2 separate regions of the Homo sapiens genome follow, and region 2 is linked to region 1. Evidence: chromatin loops called from intact Hi-C (ENCODE). Cell type or tissue: heart right ventricle. All regions are shown on one strand. Each heading gives the region's core, and the rest is flanking DNA. Links, peaks and the distances in the headings are about the cores only.

The links. Peaks named below come from ENCODE experiments on the same cell type or tissue, not always from the same donor. Only the 100,000 strongest peaks of a DNase experiment are listed, where the experiment ranks them.
Region 2: it touches region 1 in a loop (2.6-fold over the local background); 25 of 110 quality-filtered maps call a loop at or near these places.

The regions. Positions count from the first base shown.
Region 1 is chr6:6,553,281-6,563,016 of GRCh38, forward strand. All of the region lies in intron 3 of LY86-AS1 (LY86 antisense RNA 1), which reads right to left. Among named protein-coding and RNA genes, the nearest start is that of LY86, 31 kb to the right of the region's middle. In heart right ventricle, for the core only: CTCF peaks have their summits at 3,861 (motif pointing right) and 7,781 (motif pointing right); a DNase peak (open chromatin) is centred at 3,829; H3K27me3 peaks cover 494 bases.
Region 2 is chr6:6,654,953-6,666,842 of GRCh38, forward strand. LY86 (lymphocyte antigen 86) reads left to right here. Exons shown (of 5, transcript NM_004271.4): 5 at 1-30. Among named protein-coding and RNA genes, the nearest start is that of LY86-AS1, 38 kb to the left of the region's middle. In heart right ventricle, for the core only: no CTCF peak of the experiment used is centred there; DNase peaks (open chromatin) are centred at 4,882 and 6,929; H3K27ac peaks cover 7,599 bases.

The DNA of each region.
Region 1 (9,736 bases), core at 1-8,000:
ATATGGACACACAGGACAGCAAAGGGAAGGGCCTGAAATATGCCAAAGGCAAGAATGGGCATGGATGGAGCAAGAGGAATTTAAAAAATGAAGGCCAGGCACAGTGGCTCATGCCTGTAATCCCAACAATTTGGGAGGCCGAGGTGGTTGGATCACCTGAGGTCAGGAGTTTGAGACCAGCCTGGCCAACATGGCAAAACTCCAACTGTACTAAAAATACAAAAGTTAGCCAGGCGTGGTGGTGCGCACCTGTAATCCCAGCTACTCAGGAGGGTGAGGCAGAGAATCGCTTGAACCCAGGAGGTGGAGGTTGCAGTGAGCCGAGATCGCACCACTGCACTCCAGCCTGGGTGACAGAGGAAGACTCTGTCTCAAAAAAAAAAAAACAAAACAAAAAACAAACCGCTGGGCGAGGTGGCTCACACCTGTAATCCCAGCACTTTGGGAGGCTGAGGCAGGTGGATCACTTGAGGCCAGGAATTCGAGACCAGCCTGACCAACATGGAGAAACCCTGTCTCTACTAAAAATACAGAAAAAATTTAACCGGGTGAGGCAGGAGAATCACTTGAACCCGGGAGGTGGAGGTTGCAGTGAGCTGAGATTGTGCCACTGCACTACAGCCTGGGTGACAGCGCAAGACTCTGTCTCAAAAATAAACAAACAAACAAACAAACTGCGGTAGGGAGAAATTAGGGAGGGGCCTTGAAGTCCAGATGAGAACCATTTAAGAGAATTGTGTAGAGCTTTATATAAAATGATCTGGGAAAGAGAAAGGTTATAGAGGTGGAGAAAGAAGGCCAGACAGGATTTAAGGCAACAATTCAACAATGAAATTAAGAATGGGGGTAGTGGCTTGGGGTTTGGAAGAGCAGGAGAAAGTCCAAAGGAAAACTCAAAAGGATCTGAAGACGGATGAGAGAGGAGGGTTTGAGAAAAGAGTGGAGACATGACTGACCCCACATTTTCAAGCATGGAGAAGTTGAAAGGGGGCTGCTTTGTGGTAACTAAGAAGCTTCCAAATTCAACAATATATTTCCCTATAGTCGCAGGGAAAGGAACAAATTAGACGCAAAGAAGACATAGAAAAGAACAAGTAGAGAGGACAATGACCCTAATCTCTTAGCTTTTTGAGGCCAATGATCACATTTACTTATGTTAGTATCCTCTTCATGTGCCTAATATGAGGATGAGTACCTGGAACCAACTAAAAATAGTTACTGAGGAAGAGAATAGGTTAACTCGAAATGATTTCGCTTTCCTGTACAACAGAGATGTTAGCGTGATCCAAAAACCTTCCACTACACACTGCAGAGGTTGAGGTCTACATTCCAGAATCACTGAAGGATTTCTCAGAAGAAAGCTAAGTGGGGAAGGAACCAGGTTCACTGATATTGAGTTCATAATAATAACCTTGGGCATCAGAGAGAAATTGTGATTCATGGTTAAATCGTCTCCAATATAATTAACTGGATACAGGTCTGAGTCCTGGACAACAGGGATGTAAATAAGACTGAAAGAGAGCTGCATCATCACTACCACTGTGGAGCAGAAGTGTAGACAGTGACATCCATGAAACTCTGGCGGCTCAAGTTTTGGGTTGGCCACCATGGAGGCAGAAAGAGCTACTGCACACAGCAGTGCAAGGCTGGGTTGCAATGTGCTGGCTGCTGGGAAGCACAGCATGGAGGCTGCAGCCCATCGTGGCAGTGTACAGATTATTGAAATAATTTTATTCATAAGCACATTTGAAAATGCTCCCACCACCTCCCAGAAGTACTTGAAGCAGTGGAAAATATTGCAGTGAGCTGAGGTCTGAGCGTCAATAAACCAAGACCTGTCAGACTCAGCTGAGATACAATCAGGGCCTTTGCCCAAAGTTCATGAGACTGTGAAGGACAGCACCCAAGCTGGTGCAAATTGCAAATATTTGAGGGTGCATTCCAGCCAAGAGGGGCCATAGCTGATTGGGGAAAGTGGAAAGGGTACAGCAGTAGCCATCCAAAGCTTCTGATCAATAAAATGTAACCCGTATGTTATGTACCAGTTTCTTGCTGTAATAAAAAGAAATCTGCAAGAGGATGGTAAACAATTAACTGTACCACACAGAAACTGTTGTAGAGACATCCGCCCCCTGCCCAAACCTGCCTTGCCCTTTCCTGCCTGTGCCTGCTCGCTGCCCAATCTCTGCATCCTCTGTAGCAGCAGAGCCTCTATTTTGTTCTGGTGGTAATGCGCGCATCTAGTCCTTTCAGCTTGTGTGGGTGGGGAAGACCACGCAGCACATCTCTGCGAGAAGTCTCCAGGTGATGCTTCTCTCTACAGAGGCTTTCTAAAAGGGGGCAGACTCCACTGGTCTGTGCCTTGGCCCGTTGTGCCCTGCTTCTTCTAGCATGGAATGGAGGCTCCCCTGCTAGGCTGGGGTTACTGGCCCTTTTGTGAACATGAGGCTATACACTTTTAGGACGAAAGCCTCATACCTAGGAGGGATGAGCAGAAAGGTAAAAGGAGACTAGTGCCCCGATGGCATCATGGAGCCACTATACCAATCCTGGGTTTCCTACCTCAAGATGCTGGCTTATGAGAGAAAAATAATCCTCCAATCAGGATAAGCCACCATGCCGGGCTTGTCACTTGTAGCCAATGCTGTTACTGCCTTTGCACCTTTGCTCAAGACATTACCCATCTGAATGGCTCTTTTCTCTCTTCTCAGCTTAACAAATTTGTCTCCCACTACAAAACATGCCTCTCTACTCCCCTAAATCTAGAGTTGACTCTTTTTTTGTACATGACCCCCCTGCAACTAACACTGTAAGATTCTGGTGACAGAGACCAAGGCTCATGCTCTTTAAGCTTCCACACAATCCTTGCTCTTGGTAGAACATGGTTCCCACTGAGTGCTTCCCTGAAAAATGTAATTCCACAATACTTTTGCATTAAAGTTCATGAACTATTTGGTCTGAGCTTCAAACTTATAGTGCACAAATCATGATTCATTCAGCAGAATAACTCCAGACTCCAGCCCACACACGGACGCAGCCGGCTACTCCCATGCTGTTAGAAAACACCAGTTCTGGGGGTTCCTCTCTGTGAGCACTCCTAACTGTTCCTGAGGAAACTTTGAGTGACTCATAGTCTCCCTTCTAACATCGCCACCTCTCTGTGCTCTGGCAGGTCCATCTGGCTTTCTATGGCCAAAATAGCATCCTGGGATGACTGTCCCAGAATGTACCAAAATAGGTAAAGGGAGAATTGTGCCTTCAGAGGCATTTGGATGATTGTCCGAAACAGAAAATAATAAGAGTTCTTTTCTGGGCCAGATCCTTTATTTGCCCTATGTACTAAAGCAGGTTTCCCCCCTCCATCCCATCTGCCCCTTCCTCGGTCCTTTGCAATGCATTATTTCCAACAACAGTAAGCTCTGCCATATGGCCAATAAATATATTGCTCAAGAACGTCAGTGTATTTCATCAGATGTTCTTCTCCAAAGTTAGAAGGATTGCCACAGTGAACTGGGTGAAGTAGATAGCTCTAATCTGCAACAGCACTATTTCATTTATTCTGATTTCTACCATGTTGCCTAACTGTGGAAAATTATCCCAGTACCCCAGGGTCTGTGTGTGCCCAGTCAGACCAGTGCTGCAGCAGTTCACACAGATCCCAGGTGCTGTGGACGAACTAAGCCAAAGAAACCTGCCCTTTGAATCACCCTGGTTGCTCCAGCCTACTACCTCTACATGTGGGCTCAAGTGGGAGCTGCCATGAAAAGGTCTCTCAATTTCTCCTTATCTGGCTCTCCCACAGGTGGCTCTAATTCCAGGAGCCTTGTGGGAAGCTGCAGACCAGCCAGGGAGCCACTAGAGGGCCCCCTACTAACATCTGCCTGAGCCAGGGGGCTCAGTCCCTCATGTTTTCTGGTATATTCCACACAACTTATCAAACTGCTTACTTTCTTCCATAAAGATTTGGAATACAATAACGATGTCACAGATGTCAAGCGAGGAGAAACTGTTTTTCGTTCATTAACTTCTGGAAAGAAAAGAAATTTAACTTTGGCCAGGAGTGCCCGACTGGGATCGGCGGCACGGCCACAGGGGCACCCTGTGGCTAAACCCCTCATGGAAGGCACTGGAAAGATCCTCTACCCCCAAACGCAGGGTTTAGGGCATCGTCTGTCCTTGCAGAAGCAGGAATCTTGTTAGAGTTACCCAAATACAACATTTCAGTAGGAAAGGCTGGGTGTTCTTGCTTTTTAATTAAAAATTTTATTGAGATAATTGTAGATCCACATACGTTTATAACAAAGAAATCAATAGAGAGTGTTACTAATCAATACTTACTTGCTTTACGGATTATTAGTCAATAACCATAAGAAAGAAATCAATAGAGATTGTTACTAATCAATACTTACTTGCTTTATGGATTATTAGTCAATAACCAAGAGTCTCATATGCGCTTTATGCAGCTTCCTCCAAAGTAACATTTTTCAAAACTATGACAACCAAGATACAATCTACTAATCAGATTTAGATTTCCCTAGTTTTACTGTTACTCGTGTGTGTGGGGGGTATGTATAGTTCCATACATTTTTATCATCTGTGGATTCACGCATCTGGCACCAGTCAGGATACTGAACACTTCCACCTCCACAAGGATCCCCGAAGCTGCCCTTTCATAACCACAACCCCTCCCTCCCACGTCTTCACCCTAACCCAAGCCTCTGGCACACACCAATTTCTCCTCCACTTCTAAAATTTCATCATTTCAAAACTATTATAAAAATGGCATAATATAGGCTGTTACTTTTCAGGATTACCTTTTTACTCCCCATAACTCCCTGCAGAGTCATCCAAGTTCGTACAAGTTGATTCATGCATCGATAATTCATTCCTTTGTGCTTGCATGCACTTCAGCGCATTTAACCATTCACCTGTCAAAGTCTATCTGGGCTGATTCAAGATTTGACGGTTAAGCAAAACTGCTATTGAACATTTGGGTGATGTTTTTAGCACTGATGGCGAATGACGTTGAACATGTCCGTATCCTTACTTTCTAAGTGTATTTTCTCTGTGAAATATCTCTTCATGTCTGTGCACATTTTCTAACTAAATTGATGTTTCACTGTTGAGTTTTGTGAGTTCTTTATGTTTGGATACTAACACTTCGTTAGATATGTGGTTTGCAAATTTTTTGTCTACAGCTTGTCTTTTTCATCCTCTTCACATGGACTTTCATAGAGCAAGTTTTCTGTTTTGATGAGGTCTAGTGTGTCAATTTTTCCATCCATGGATTGTGCTTGTGGTAGCAAGCTCAAGTACTGAAAATTTTATCTGATTTTTTTTCTGAAAATTTTGTAGTTTTACATTTACCTCTAAGACCATGATCCATTGTGAGAATGTTCACATAAGGTGTGAGCCTTAGGTCAAAGTTTATTTTTATCTACTGATGTCCAATTGCTCCAGCACCATTTACTGAAAAGCTATCCTTTCTTCAGTAAATTGCTCTTGTACCTTTGTCAAAAACCACTTGGGCAGATTTGTGTGGATCTATTTCCAGGTTTTCTGTCCTGCTCCTTTAATCAATATGTCTGTTCTTCCACCAATAGCACAGTCGTAATTACCATAGCTATACAGTAACACTATCAGACAGACTGAGTCCTCCTCTGTATTGTTGTCAAGATTGTTTTACCTATTCTGGAGTCTGTTTTTCCATACGCATTTTAGAATAAGCTTGTTTGTTTCTATTAAAAAATTATCTTGCTGAATTTGACAGGGATTCTATTAAAACTACAGATCAATTTAGGTAGAATTAACATCTTACCATGCTTAACTTTTCAGTCCATGAACTTCTTTGCTTTTTTTCATCAGTGTGTTCTATTTTTCAGCCTACAGATCCTGTATTTTGTTACATTTATACCTAGCATTTCATTTTCTTCAGAACGATTGTAAATGGTATTGCTTTTAAGTTCAGTTTGTAAGTGTTCATTGCTAGTATATAGAAAATTGATTAATTTTTGTGTTATCTTCCATCCCATGGCCTGAACTCACTTATTCATCTTAGGAGTTTGGTTCTTGTAGATTCCCTGAGATTTTCTACATAGACAATTATGCCAGCTGCAATTAAAGACAGTTTCATCTTTTCCATTTTTACTCCTTATCCTTCATTTTCTTATCTCATTTCAGTGGCTAGAACTCTCACCATTATGTTGAATAAGATAAATAAAAGCAGACACTCGACCTTTTCCTGATCTTAGAAAGTATGATGTTAGCCATAGGTTTTTCATAGATTCTCTTTATCAAGTTGAAATACTTCAACTTTATTCCTAACTTGCTAAGAGTTTTTATCAACTTGCTAAGAGCTGGGATTTGTCAAATGCTTTTTCTATATGAATTGATATGATTGTATGATTTTTGATTATAATAGAATAGATTACATTGATTGACTCTCAAATATTGAAACAGCTTCACACACCTGAAATGAACCCCACCTTGGTCATGGCATTTAATTCCTTTTATACATCATTGGGTTCAGTTTCCTAATACTTTGTTGAGGATTTTCACATCTAAGTTTATGAGAAATATTGCTTTGTAGTTTCTTTTTGTATTGACTGTCTGGTTTGGGTATCAGTTAATACTGGCCTCAAAAGATGAGTTGGGAAGTATTCCCTTCTCTTCTGTTTTCTGGAAGAGATTATGTAAAATAGGTGTTAATTCTTTAGTTGGTTTGTAAAGTTCTTCAGTGTAGAGAAAATAGCATAGCAGATCTGGAACTGCCGTCCTTACAAAGGGTCTCTTGCAAGGTTTACCCTTGGCTGGTATGAGAGAATGTGGCTGGAAAGGTAGTTCCCTATGGTGATGTAACACTTTCCCTAAATGATAAGAGTGACTCATTGTACCTAGACTGCTAGCATAATGTGATTATGCTGAACTACTGCTTTCCTTGTGAGTGTCTGGAGTGTCAGTGATGTCAGTCAGTCACACAGGCACTACGGGCCCTACATGCCCAATGGTTAGGAAAAACCCTCGAACCCAAGGCTCAGGTGAGCTTCCCTGACAGGCAACTCTTCACACATACTGGTGCAGCTCGTTGCTGGAGAAACTCAGAATGTCCTGTTTGACTCCACTGGGAGGTGACTCAAACACCTGCACCTTGTGTCTCCCAGACTTTGTCCAGCGTGCCTTTCCCTTTGCCAACCCCACCCTGTATCTTTGCACCGTTAATAAATCTCAGACATGCATGAGGCAACATGCAGGACCCTGGGAGCCCTCCTAGTGAATCACTGAACCTGGTGATTGTCTTGGGGACCCCCCACAGATGCAGTGAAACTATCTGGGCCCAGACATTTCTTTTTCAGGATGATTTAATTACAAATTCAATTAGAAGTTGTTAATGGTTATAGGGATATTCGGATTATTTACAGTGTTTCCTCTTTATCTGCAGGGGATGCGTTCCAAGTCCCCCAGTGGATGTCTGAAACCTAGGATAGTACTGAACCCTATCTACCTATCTATACTATGCATGAGTTTCTTTTTCATTCTTCACCATTTCAAGGATAGAAGATTCATTTTTACTGTAGCAGCCCCAGTATATTATTTTTTCCCTTTATTAAGTTGAGAACTTTCATTTTTTAATTTCATTTTTAAAGGAAGCACTTTATGGCTTCTCTTTGGCATATTCAAATCACCACTGTTGCACTCTGGGGCCATTATTAAGTAAAATAAGGGTAACTGGAACACAAGTACTATAATAACACGAAAGTCAATCTGAGAAAACAGCTACTAAATGACCAACAGGTGGTGGTGCAACTCATCAAGACACCGGACAAAGGGAGAATTCACATCCTGGATGCAAAGAGCAGGACAGTAAGAGATTTCATCATGCTACTCAGAATGACACACAATCTAAATTTTATAGATTGTTTATTTCCGCAGTTTTCCATTTAACATTTTTGAGCCACAGTTGACTGAAACAGCAGAAAACAAAACCACAGATAAGGAGTGACTACTGTATTTTACCTTGGTTGAGTTTTGGTAGTTTGTCATTTTCAAGGAAATGATCTATTTCTTCCAAGTTCTCAAATTGATGGGCATATAATTATTAATAGTATTCCCTTGTTATCTTTTCAATATCTGCAGGATCTGTTGGGATATCCTCTGTTTCATTCCAAATTTGGTGATTGGTGCCTTCATTCTTTTTATTTTTGTCAACTTTCATGGAGATTTTTTTCTTTTTTTTTTCTTTTTTTTTTTTGAGACAAAATCTCACTCTGTTGCCCAGGCTGGAGTGCAGTGGCGCAATCTCTGCTCACTGCAACCTCCGCCTCCCAGGTTCAAGTGATTGTCCTTCCTCAGCCTCCCAAGTAGCTGGGACTACAGGAGCCTGCCACCATGCTCGGCTAATTTTTTGTATTTTTAGTAGAGATGGGGTTTCACCGTGTTAGCCAGGATGGTCTCGATCATAGATATTTTTCAACGTCATTGATTTTTTTCAAAAAACCAGCTCTTTATTTCATAATTTCCCCATTGTTTTCCTATTTTCCATTTCATTGATTTCTGCCCTTATCTTTATTTCCTTTGTTATACTTGCTTTGGGTTTATTTTGCTATTCTTTTTCTAATTTCTTGAAGTAGGAATGTAGGTTATTCATTTGAGAACTTTCCTCATTTATAATGTAAACATTTAGGGCTATAATTTCTCACTTAGCCCTGCTTTAACTTCATCTCAGGTGTTCTTGATATCTGTTTTCATTTTTCTTCAGTTCTATAGGTTTTTGTTAATTTCTTTTGAGACATTCTCTTTGACCTTAGGATTTAGAAGTATGTTGTTTAATTTCCACCGATCTAGAGATCTTCCTGTTATCATTCTGTTATTGATTTCTACCTCGATTCCATTATGATCAGAGAATATGCTCTGTATAATTTCAACTCTTTTAAATGTTATGTTTATTTAGGTTTATTTTATAGCCTAGGATATGCTCTGTATTAGCCCATTTTCACACTGCTATAAAGAAATACCTGAGACTGGGTAATTTATGAAGAGAGGTTTAATTGACCCACAGGCTTAACAGAAAGCATGGCTGGAAGGCCTCAGGAAACTTAACATTAAGGCAGAAGGTGAAGGGGAAGTAAGGACCTCCTTCACATGGTGGCAGGATGGAGAAAGAGCAAAGGGAGACATGTCACACACTTTCAGACAACCAGATCTTGCAAGAACTCACTCACTATCAAGAGAACAGCAAGGGGGAAATCCACCCCCATGATTCAATCACGTCCCACCAGGCCCCTCCCACAACATGTGAGGATTACAATTTGAGATGAGATTTGGGTGGGGACATAGAGCCGAACCATATCATTCCACCCTTGGCCTCTCCCAAATCTCATGTTCTTCTCACATTTCAAAACCAATCATGCCTTCCCAACAGTCCCCCAAAGTCTTAACTCATCCCAGCATTAACTCAAAATCCACAGTCCAAAGTCTCATCTGAGACAAGGTAAGTCCCTTCCACATGAGCCTGTAAAATCAAAAACAAGTTAGTTACTTTCAAGATACAATGGGGATACAGGCATTGGGTAAATGCTCCCATTGCAGAGAGAGAAATGAGCCAGAACAAAGGGGCTACAGGCCCCATGCAAGTCCAAAACCCAGCAGGGCAGTCATTAAATCTTAAAGCTCCAAAATAATCACCTTTGACTCCATGTCTCACATCCAGGTCACACTGATGAAAGGGATGGGATTCCAA
Region 2 (11,890 bases), core at 435-8,434, 100 kb after region 1:
GTTACCAAGAATAAAGAAAGCTGGCCACCATTGTTCATTGTGGTTTGTTCAAAGAATCTTACTACAATGCTGTAGTTAAAAAGTCATTTCCTCCAGATACAGTGCCGGATGCTGGTGCAGCATAAGCAGTTCCAAGAAATTCAGGAGGGTGACAGCCTGGCTAAAATTAGAACACTGGGAAAATGTGCCATTGCTTCTCCTGGGCAGGCCCCCACCCTTGGACCATGAGGGCCGAGAAGCTGATGCAACCTCACGAATAGGGACATCATACTCTCGCTTATCCAAACATTCATTTCACCTTCATCCCTCAAAGCATGATTACACTTGACCTCAGCATATGCTGGCGTTCATTACTGCATTCATTAATGAATGCAAGGAATAACTCCTGAACACTTAATGTGTATCAGGTGCTGTGTTCTTAAGTTGTCTTCTACGATGCTCTCCGTAAATGAGCATGTTGCCCATGCTACTTCCAGAGCCATTTCTGCGGCCCCGTCTTCTCTCCTGGGATGCACTGATCGCATGGTGGGCTGCATAGCCCCTTCACCATCCGACGCCCCTGTCCTTCCAGTGTCCCTGCTGGCCCTCTTGCTCCTGCTAAGGGGCTGGAGTAAGGTGGGTGAGTTGACACTATCATTCATAAAAATGCCACTATATTAGAGATTAAAAGAGAAAAAAATTCCATAGTTTAAAAAACAGTAGTTGCTATTAATCACTGTTTATACATCAGTAAACCACCTAGAATAGCAGGTCAAAAATGCCTGTCAAACTTTAAAACCAGCATCTGAGGTTTTCTGGGTTATGAGCAGGCAAAATTGCAGCAGCGTCCTTGCCTAGGCCCATAATGCTCGAGGGAAAAGACGTGCGTGGTCATACTAGGCTCAGGAGCAAACCTCTGAACGTACATGGGGGTGACGGTGTTACGCACAAGAATAGCAAATGATTCCTGCCCCTGGCCATTCCCTCTAGCTTGAGACATTCACCTCTCTCCCTTTTCAGTAACCATCACCACAAGTAGTAAAGTCCCTGGCTAGACTCTGTGTACGCACATGTTCTAACAGTACAAGACAGCTGTCACAGCCTTCCAAAGACACAGGTGGAACTCAGCCAGTCCCTTCCCAATCCCTTTGCCCTCTTCTTTAAATTGACTGTGTGGGTGCGTGTGCGTGAGAGAGAGAGGGAGGGAGAGAGAAAGTTTCAGATGCTATAGGTTTGTGTTAAACTGGAATTTCCATATATGGAGACTATCCTAGTCATAGCTGAATATACAAGTACACAGCCGTTTCACTAAGGACATGATTTGAGAGAAAAAAAAATGTTTCTTTGTCCCAGAATATGTCTTTTCTTAGTGTCCTGTCATGGGCCTTAAATTTCACCATTAGTTTTATTCCAGCAAGTTGAAAACATATTTCAATGTTCAGGAGTCTCCTCTTGGAATACGAACAGCCCTGCTAGGAGAAACGCTAGAGTCTGTCATTATTTAACACTCTGGCAGGATGTAGTAACTAAGATGACTTTGAAAGGGCCAGCCCAGGAAGCAGGGTTGTCAGGGGAGGTGGGTGACCCCAAGCCGAGCCCTCTCAGGCTAGCCATTGTGTGGTTACTGGCTGGGGTGGGGTCAAAGTGCCCAGACAATCTATCAAACTAAATTGACTTCTCCTGTAAAGAGAATTGCTACTGTTTCAAAAATCACTATCAACAACTCCAAAAATGTGTCCTCAATAAACTCTTCTGAAGAAAAAAAAAAAAAAAACAGCTTGGTTCAGGATGATGCAGTGCTGCCACAATTAAGGAATTATTATGAAAATCAGCCAGCTTCAGACATTGGAGTGCCCACCAGCCCTTCTTTATATTTTGAGGGCAATTTCCATCGTTACGTATAGAACGTTTTAAAAAATATTTTTGAGGAACATTCCAGTGCCCAAGGGAAGCTTTGTCAGGCTAGAGTCTAGGCAGAATGCTGATAAAGCCCCTCAGGACAGTGTGATCGCATCTCTTAGAACGTTTTGGCTATGAGGAACAGAGAACTCAATTGAATCTGGCTTATGCATAGGGGACTAGGTTGTCTCCCATGACTACTGAGTCCCAGGGTGGTTTAGGTGTCAGCCAGCGTTTGCTGCTGAGGTTCATTCATCATCGGCTCTTCACCTCCATTTCTCCACAGTTCTTCCACCTCGGGTCTCCTGGAATATTGCCTTTACCCTCAGACAGTCTGTCCCACAATAGCAAATCATTTCAGTAGCTGGAGACCTCACATCCACACTGTCCACAGTACAGAAGGCAAAAGAGACCTTTATCCCAAAACCCTGTTACTCATTCTGATTAGAATGGCTTGGGTCACATGACCTCTCCTTGTAACCACAGCAGACCAATCTGGCTCAACTCTTATATGATAAAGTTGTGAGTTGTTTTTCGGTTGCCGTGGACTCCAGGTTGAAGGTTATGTAACCCGAGCATGCCCAGATGAACCAAGTATGCGACCACAGGGGGACCTCAGTGCAAGACTGAGGAGTGGGAACTTAATTAAGAAGTGAACACGGCATGTCAGGATCCAGGATCCAATCATATCAGTTTCCAGCATCACCCCATGACGGGATCCAATCAGATCATGCCTCCCAGCATCACCTCATTGCAAGATCCAATCAGATCATGCCTCCCAGCATCACCTCATTGCAAGATCCAATCAGATCATGCCTCCCAGCATCACCTCATTGCAAGATCCAATCAGATTATGCCTCCCAGCATCACCTCATTGCAAAATCCAATCAGATCATGCCTCATGACCCCATGCTTATAAAACCTGTCCTAAACTCCAACTTGCAGAGACAGGTTGGAGTGTTTCCTCCTGTCTCCTTGCTGGTAGACTTGCAGTAAACCTTTTCTTTTCTTAAAAGCCAGTGCAGTGGGATTGGCCACAATGCACATTAGGCAGTGAGCCCATTGCTGGCTCAGTAACATCCTGACCAATCACTTTGACCCTACCCTGATTGGCTTAGCCTATGTCACATGCCCCACCCCTAGACCTGGATCAGAGTTATTCCCACTGGAACCACACATATCCTTAAGTGGAAACTGGGGAAGTTGCCAAGGGGTAAAGGGAGAGGAAGGGCATGTTTCAAACTAGGCCAAAGGACATGTCCAGATCATGTCTCGAATTAGGCCAGTTTTAAGTTCTAATTCTCTCCTAGCTGTTCACTGGGCAAGTGACTTTTATTGTCTAAGCCCCAGTTTCCTCATCTGTAGGTGCTGACCATAATAATAGTACCTATCTTGTAGAGACAGTGTGAGAATTAATGAGAAAATGCATGTAAAATGCTGAGAATAGGGCCTGGCACGTCACTCAATAAAAATAAGTCATTATTATGTTAAGGTGGGTGTTCACTTGCAGTGCTAAAGCCTCTTTTCCTAATTTACCTCTCCCATCCTCCTACATCATCAGAGCAAACAATCCTAGAAGCCCAGCCCTCACCCATAAGCCCACATTCCCTTCTGGGTCCTGAGATGGTCCCTTGGCATCTTGATTTCTTCTAAGTGTAGCTAGTTTTATTAGACCTGGCATGGGGGCATGTTCCCTGGGCCATGAACTCTGAAAAGAATTTAAGGAAAACATTTGGATACACCTTTCTGGCCCCCAAACAGAAACAATATAACCAGGCCAAAAGGGCCTATGAAAGAAAATGTGGGCCAGGTGTGGTGGTTCACTCCTGTAATCCCAGCACTTTGGGAGGCCGAGGTGGGCGGATCACTTGAGGTCAGGAGTTCGAGACCAGCCTGGCCAACGTGGTAAAACCCCGTCTCTACTAAAAATACAAAAATCAGCCTGGCGTGGTGGCACATGCCTGTAATCCCAGCTACTCAGGGGGCTGAGGCAGGGGAATCACTTGAACCCGGGAGGCAGGCAGAGGTTGCAGTGAGCGGAGATCATGCCATTGCACTCCAGCCTGGGTGACAGAGCAAGACTCTGTCTCAAAAAAAAAAAAAAAAAAGAAAATACGTGTATTTTTTTAATTAAACTTGTTTCCTGCACACAAAGACACACACCCAATGCCTGCATAACTAAATGTGACATCTGCAAATGTAACAATTACGTCTGCCTTCAGGAAAGATAATCCAAAATAGCTAGCACGAGAACAGAAAGGGCCACATCCTGATGACAACCCAGACTCGTTAGAATGGCGGAGTTTATTATCTCAACAGTTCAACTGCAGGTTTGAATTGGCCGTATTTTTCTCAATCAGCAAAACAAGTTAGTCTACCTAATTTTCCAATCATTTTATCAGGCAAGCAGGGGTCCTATAGGGCTTATAAAAGAGTTATTTTCATCTAGTTTGTAAATGTCTTCAGTTACTTAGTGTGGAACGGAAGCCTTCAGCTGCATTCAAATGCTCTGGCCTGAAATATTCTTCTCCCCTTGCGCCCAGCTTTCTTTTCACATGTGACACAAAACCACCTCCTTTCCTCCAGTGGTTTGGTCTCCTCACTTCTGTGGAAAAGGGTATGTATCAATGTTCCTTTAGCCAAAAACAATGATACCTTCTGCCAGCTGGTATTTTTCTGGATTTCCCTGAAACCCACCCAAGGGTGGAAAAACAGAAAATATCCCTGCCACCGAAGACTTTATCATATCATTTCTTTCCTTTTCTTCACTCAGAAGTGGTAGAAGAAAATTCAAGAAAGAGCCAGAGAACATCATTGACATAATCAAGGGGATGCAATAAGGTTTCCACATAAACTACAAAGATTAATATATGTGAGTGCAGAAAGATAACATCTGAGAAGGCAGAACAACCACCATGATAATAATAATTGTGTAAAAGCTAACAACGATTTGTGCAGGCTCTCTGCGCCAGCATTGTGCTCGGCCTGCATCTCAATACTTCATCTCCAGAACAGCCTGTGGGTGCGTAACACAATGGTCCACGTGATAGAAGAGGAAGTCTGGGTTTAGAGAAATTGAGGAACTGGCCTAAGGTTCCCCAGGCTTGTGAGCTCCATCAGTGAGCCAGGATTCAATTCTGTCTCACTCCAAATCCAGGCTCTTTCTACCTAATGTTGCTTGGCTGTTTGGAAAGACACCATATAATAAAGAAACACTTCATGGTTTTAGTTGCAGGCTTGCAGAATGTGTTAACTCAAGCAGCAAATGAGCTAAAAACAAAGGTAGGCTAATGACAGTTACATTAACTCAATGATGACAGCACAGAACAAAAAGGGATCATGAATACTAGTCAGTTTCATGATTTGTTCATGCTCTTCCACAAAAGCTTTTGGTCACTCACTGTCAAACCCACCTGGGTGAATGTGCCATAAGCATAATCTGGCTTTTTCACTGTTTTCTTCTTTCCCTTCGTAAATCTTTAGTCAGCACCTACGGTTTGCTGAGCATTGTATTAAGCACAATACATCAAATATAAAAAATAAATAATATATAGTATAATCCCAATTCAAACTCAGCTTATCTTTTAGGAAAAGGGAAGAAGAAGAGTACCAAAAATCTCCTGTGATGGAGAAACCATGGTAAGCAGCACAAGACAAGAACAAAGCACTGTGGGGGGCTTTGAGGCGGGGAGGACACGTGGCTTGGCTTCACGGTAGAAGGAGGGAACATGCTGGCCCTTGAAGGTTGGCTGGGACACTGGAGGTCCTGGTGCCTACATGTTGTGGACAAGCTCCTGGGGGCGGAGGCAGAGTGGGAGGAATGGCCTGGGGTCCCAGCTCTCTCCCTAGCCCCTTGGTTTTGTGGCAGAGCCTCCTGCAGAGAGAAGCAACAGCTAGGAGCTAACTTTATAAGGGATTTGGAGAAATACCAGGGCACCTGCAGCATTTCATGGGGTCCCGGTGGCAAGGTGGCATAAGGGCAGGAGGGTAGGGCACAGCATAGCTTGTTCCATGAACCTGAGGGGACCCAGAACACAGAGGACGGAAGGCCAGCAAGGCATAGACCCAGGCCCCTTGCCACCCCGGTGCACACCAGAGCAGAGAGACTCTGTCTTCATGTACCTGAAGCGGCTTGGACAGCAGCCCCAGGAAGAGGGAGCTAAAGGGTGAAACGGGAAAGAACTGTTCTTGAGCTGACATGAGGCTTCCAGAAATAAGCAGGGTAGGGAGTGAGGAGAAACTGAAGATTCTGTAACATGCATGTAGGGTTGTAAGTCAGTGATTTTTAATTATGTTATTATTGCTGAAATGTCTTCATATGAACCCACAGACTGTTGACACAGAAGAAATTCCTATTTCCCTGGTGAACAGGTTTTCCCTCCCTTGAAGCCACCCCAGAATGGGGATCCCATTTCCTTACCAAGCACCCCACCCCAGCTCCTTCTGTTCCCCCCACTGCCGTCTGGAAGGCCACGCGCACTATTGTAACACCTGCACTATTCCTATACTGTTGTTTTCCCCTCTGCTCTCAGACAGACAGGCTGCATTGCTCGCGATCCTCCAGACAACAGACAGGCTGCATTGCTCGCGATCCTCCAGACGATAAGTGTAAGAACCTGTTGTCTGTTCATATTCTGGACTGGAGCACACCCCCGAACCCCCACAGTACATCCATTGACCTCATTCCCAAAGCAAACTGGGGAGGGGGGGAGACTAAAGGAGAAGAAGCTGGAAGCTCAAAGTAATGTACAAAGTATTCAGTGTTTAAATATACGACAAAATAGAATTTGTAGAGGATTGTCCTAGCAACCCAGACGAAACATATAACTAACATTTATTAGCCAGTTACTTAGAGCTTTATTGCATCCCTAACTTTCTGGCTCCATAAAAACCACATATGGTCTTGACTTCAGGTGCATAAGCTGAAAGCCATAGAGTACGAGTGCAGGCTAGCAAGTTAACTGGGTGGTGGTAATTTAGCTAATGCCGTGGGAGTACACATGAGGGTTGCCAGAGAACCAGGCTCTAATTGTGTAACAGGGACTCGTTGGCAGACTTCCAACTGGTAGAATGGCCTTTGTTTCAAAAGAAACAAATGCTGCCTCATGCAGCCAGACCCAAAGACCATGCTTGGAATTACCTCTTGCACAGATGGCACCTTGTATGAATTAGAAAAAGGTGCCCTTTCTGGGTGGAACCTGAGTCAGTGGCAGATGACTGAGTAAGCAGATGGTATGTTTGTGCAAAACAAAGAGGTATCCCAAGACACGCAGCCTGGGCAAGGGAGCATATGCTGGATTTCAGTCCCCACTCTCCCCTTGGTCAGGGGTCCTTGTGCAGTCCACAAGCTACACAACTTTACCCAGCAGCAAGGGCTTTGGAATCTTTTCTTGCCATGTGGCACATGTTGATGAAAGAGGGCTAAGTATTCTGCCTTAAGAAGACATCAGTCTTTCCTGTGGATAGATGTTCCCTGATCTCATCAGGACCCCACCCTACTCAACCTCGACTTGTCACTACCAACCATCCCCCAGCCTTAATCAGGAAACATCTCAGCTAAAAGCGATTCTGGAGGCAGAACTGCTAAGTGAAACAAACACATTGGCTTCCCTTCTAATCTTGCTTATTCCTGTCATTTTTTATATATACTTGGAACTGTCCTTGTTCAATTATAACAACAAAAAGTCATTAACGCCCTTGCACCATAACAGGCGTGTTCTTTTCCAAATAAAACGACTACTCCATCATTTTGGGATATCACTCCCTCGAAGCAGCTGTGCTTCTCTGATGCCCACGCTAATTTAAGGGCCCCTCTTTGAAGCCCCTGAAGCACCCTGGCCTTGCCTTGCCCATGGCAAGACACCAACCACACTCCACTATCATTGCTTGTTGATGTGTCTGTGTCCCTAACTAGGACATGAGCCACCTGAGAGCAGAAACGGGATCTGTTCACCTCTGAACCTCTGAACAAATCCCCAGCACTTGGTTTAAAATATTAGTTGAATGAATGGCCTAAGGAAGAACAAGAACATTGGATTGTGTGCTGTATTAATTTCCCAGAGCTGCTGCAATAAAGTACCACAAAAGGTGTAGCTTTAAACAACAGAAATGTATTGTCTCATCGCTCTGGAGGCCAGAAGTCTGACATCAAGGTGCTGGGTGAGCCATGCTCCCTCTGAAGCTGCGAGGGAAGGGCCTGCTCCTGCCTCTCTCCTGCTTCTGGGAGCCCCGGGCACTCCTTGGTTTGTGGATGCATTTCTCCAATCCTTCACTTCTCATCGCCTTCTTGCTGTGTGTCTTTGCTTTATCTTCCTTATGTGCCTGTCGGTTTCGGTGTCCAAATTTCCCCTTTTAGCAAGGACATCAGTCACACTGGATTTGGACCCACCCTCATGGCTTCATTTTAATTTAATGACCCCTTAAAGACCCTATTTCCAAATACAGTCACATTCTAAGGCACTAGGACTTAAGACATCAACATACCTTTTGGAGGGGCACACAACTCAAGCCGTAACATTCTGGCCAAGATTGGGTAATTTTACTAAATCTTCATGGCAGTCCCACAAAGTCGGTACTATAATCTTCATTATTTGTAATATTAGGAAGCTGAAACTCAACAAAAGATTACAGGGTATTCATTGGTGAAGCCGGGTTTAGTACCCATGTAGGTGACTTCAACACTAGACAACCAGACCATCGTGGTGGAGACCAGCTGGGGCTTGAGTACAGATGGACCTCAGTTCAAGTCCTTCCTCTGCCACCTACAGACCATGAGACATCTGTTTCCTCGTCTGTTAAACAGAAATGATGACAAGACAATGGCCATATCATGTGCAGCACAGAGATTGACAAACATTGGCTCATATCATATCATTATATGGCTCTAACTAGGTCTTCCCAAGGAGTGGCCCTGGAGACAGTAGCGGAATTCAGTTAGAAATGAGGCCGCAGCCTCCAGCTTATCTCTGTGGAGGGTGAGACGTACAGAGCCCACCTGTCCTTTTGTGCATGTGGGGGCCATCTCTTTCCTTTCCCGCCCTCCCTCCTCCAGCGCTCTGTGCTCAGATATCATATTGTCAGAAGAGCAGGAATGGCAGGAGCAGCTGCCCAGCCCAGACCCCTCCCTGCTGCCGTAGCATTCCACACACTCTCTATACCTGCCCCTTTCTCTTCTTAGTCCCTATTGTCACTGTTTCATAACCACAAGTAACAATGGGGTGACCTTCATGCAACCACAAATTACAGAAAACCTTTAGAAGTCCTTTCAGTCAAAGGATACCTTAAGTAGGAGAACTGACCACCGAGACCTCTAAAATTCCCAAGAAAGAAAAACCCATACTTTCTTCGGTGGTATCTTTAGTAATAGCAATCGTACAGTCCTAAAATTGCATGTAACCCACGTCCTTATGCCTTTTTCTTTTCTTTCTTTTCCTGCTTTTCTTAAAGTGGTATAAACCTGAGGGCATGTTGCCGTGAAAACCAGAGAGGGGCTGAGTCTCAGCTCCATCATGTCCTGGCTGTGTGACCTTAGGCAAAGCTACTTAATTTTTTTATGTGTCAGCTTCCTCATCTGTAAAATGGGCTAGTAATTTCTGCCTCCCAGATTGTTGTGTGGAATATGTAACGTGCCAAGCTTGGTAAGGACTCAGTGGATATTATTCCCTCTTCCTTCCCTGAAGTCATTTTTAACTGCATGCATTAAAACAAGCACATATTTACATACAACATTAGAACAACTGTAAATATAGTCAAGAAGAAAATGTGGACTCTAAATTCACGGATGCAACTTGTATCTTAAAAAAATAGATCAGCTTGGGAAGATGAAAAAGTTCTGGAGATAGTGGTGATGGTTACACAATGTGAACGTGCCTAATGCCAGAGAACACTAAGAAATGCTTAAAAAGGGTAAATTTATGTTCTACATATTTTACCAAAATGTAAAGTACTGAAAATTGAAATATTTAAATTAAAATTGCTTTAACTGAAGAAAAAAAAAACAGTTCATTCTGAGCTTATTTTCCTTACTGGGCAAGGAAAAGAAAATGGATCCATGAATAATTAATACTTGAAGCCCTTCCCTATAATTTAATATTTTTTACAAAGCATTCACTATTGTATAAGCCTATTCAAATTTCTTTGATCCTGAAATGTTGACAGACATTGACACTATAATAAAAACTTATTCAAAAGCATTCTTTACATTTTCTCAAAATGCTTTTTTGTTTGTTTGTTTGTTTGTTTGTTTTTGAGAGGAGTCTCGCTAAGCCGCCCAGGCTGGAGGGCAGTGGCGCAATCTCAGCTCACTGCAACCACCATCTCCTGTGTTCAAGCAATTCTCCTGTCTCAGCCTCCCAAGTAGCTGGGATCACAGGCACCCACCATCATGCCCAGCTAATTTTTGCATTTTAGTGGAGACGGGGTTTCACCATGTTGGCCAGGCTGGTCTTGAACTCCTGACCTCAGGTGATCCGCCTGCCTCGGCCTCCCAAGGTGCCAGGATTACAGGCGTTAGCCACTGCGCCCGGCCCTGCTTTGTTTTTTAAAATTGTACACTTAAAATGGTTAAGATGGTAAATTTTATGTTATGTGTATTTTACCACATTTTAAAAAGTCTTTGTGGATTTTTTTATTTCAACCATTGATTAAGAAATGAAAACAGACATTCTGAAAAGAGAAGCTTTGGTGAAGGAAGTGTGAAGTCTTCTAGTAAATTGTTAGGTACTTTAATCACATCTTCTGCTCCTAATGGTCAGACTAGGCAAGGAAGGTCAAAAGGCCAGCCTGTCTGAATGCGCCTTCCGCTGTCTTGGGATCCAAGCCAGGTTTTCTGTCTTTTTTTCTTTGTCATTTTCCCCTGTAAGCCTCCCTTTTCAGTCAGTTTTCCAGTAGCTCTTTGACAGCTCAGCTGCCCCGTGAGCATCTGCCGCAGTAGCTTTTCTACACGATTAATCTACCTCCCTCACAGTTCCTGGGCAGCACAAGGTGATTTGCCTGCCATCTCCTCTTATGAAGGGGCCCGCAGGGCTACAAGCCTTCAGGTTTAGACAATAAATCCGGATTGCTTACACACAGCATTATGTTTGTATCCCTGGAAGATTAGATTTCTCTTAAACGTTTCCAATTTTTAGTCAGTGCCTCTATTCTGCCCTCTCCTTGTAGAAAACAGCTTACCAGACGGACTCTCATGCCAACACAGAGGCTGAAATCCACGTTAAGAGGGTAAATAGGAACTTGGCTGAGCCAGGCTCAGTCCCATGTGCTCCCAGGGCCCTCTTAGCTCTCCAAAATCACATGTATGGGGATCCTGCGGGCTGAAAGAGAAGAGGTGGGATGTCTAAGCAGCTATATGGCCCTGCACAGACAAAGGGTCACAGACAAGGGGAAAAGACCATGTTAGAAGGTGGTCTTCAGAGATGGCTTGCAAGACTGTGGATAAAGAGATAGACTATGCAAAGCGCTCAGCACAACACGTCACATCACACATCTACAGCAAATAAATACTCGGCAATGGGAACTATCACATGACCTGGGACGTACTTATATTCCAATAAGAATGTGTGTTGGGCTCAGCATTTAACCCAAAAATAGCATACCTTAATTAAGCATTTTATGATCCATGTACAGACCCAGTGGTCTTTCTTCACCGAGTTTAGGAAACGAGAATCAGAGGAGCCAGAATTTGTGTATCTGAAAGATGGGCCCACAGGAGAATTCCCGTCTGTTCACCAAGTGGAATTAAGGTTCTTGTTTTAATTCTGGGATCACTAAGCAGCCTTCCAGTTGTGACTTGGTTTCTCACATGAACTCCTGCCAAGGAGGAGGGCAGGTGCAGTGTCAAATCCTGGAGTCTTTCTATAAAATTGTGAGTGGGTTCAGGGTTGGAGTTCCAGTCCTGTCATCGATAAGCTGCCTAACTCTGAGTATGTGTTTTTACCTCTCTGGGTCTGTTTCTTGGACTAAATTATCTCAAAGTATCTCTTTGGCCCTAACATCCTGTAACTTTGAACATCCC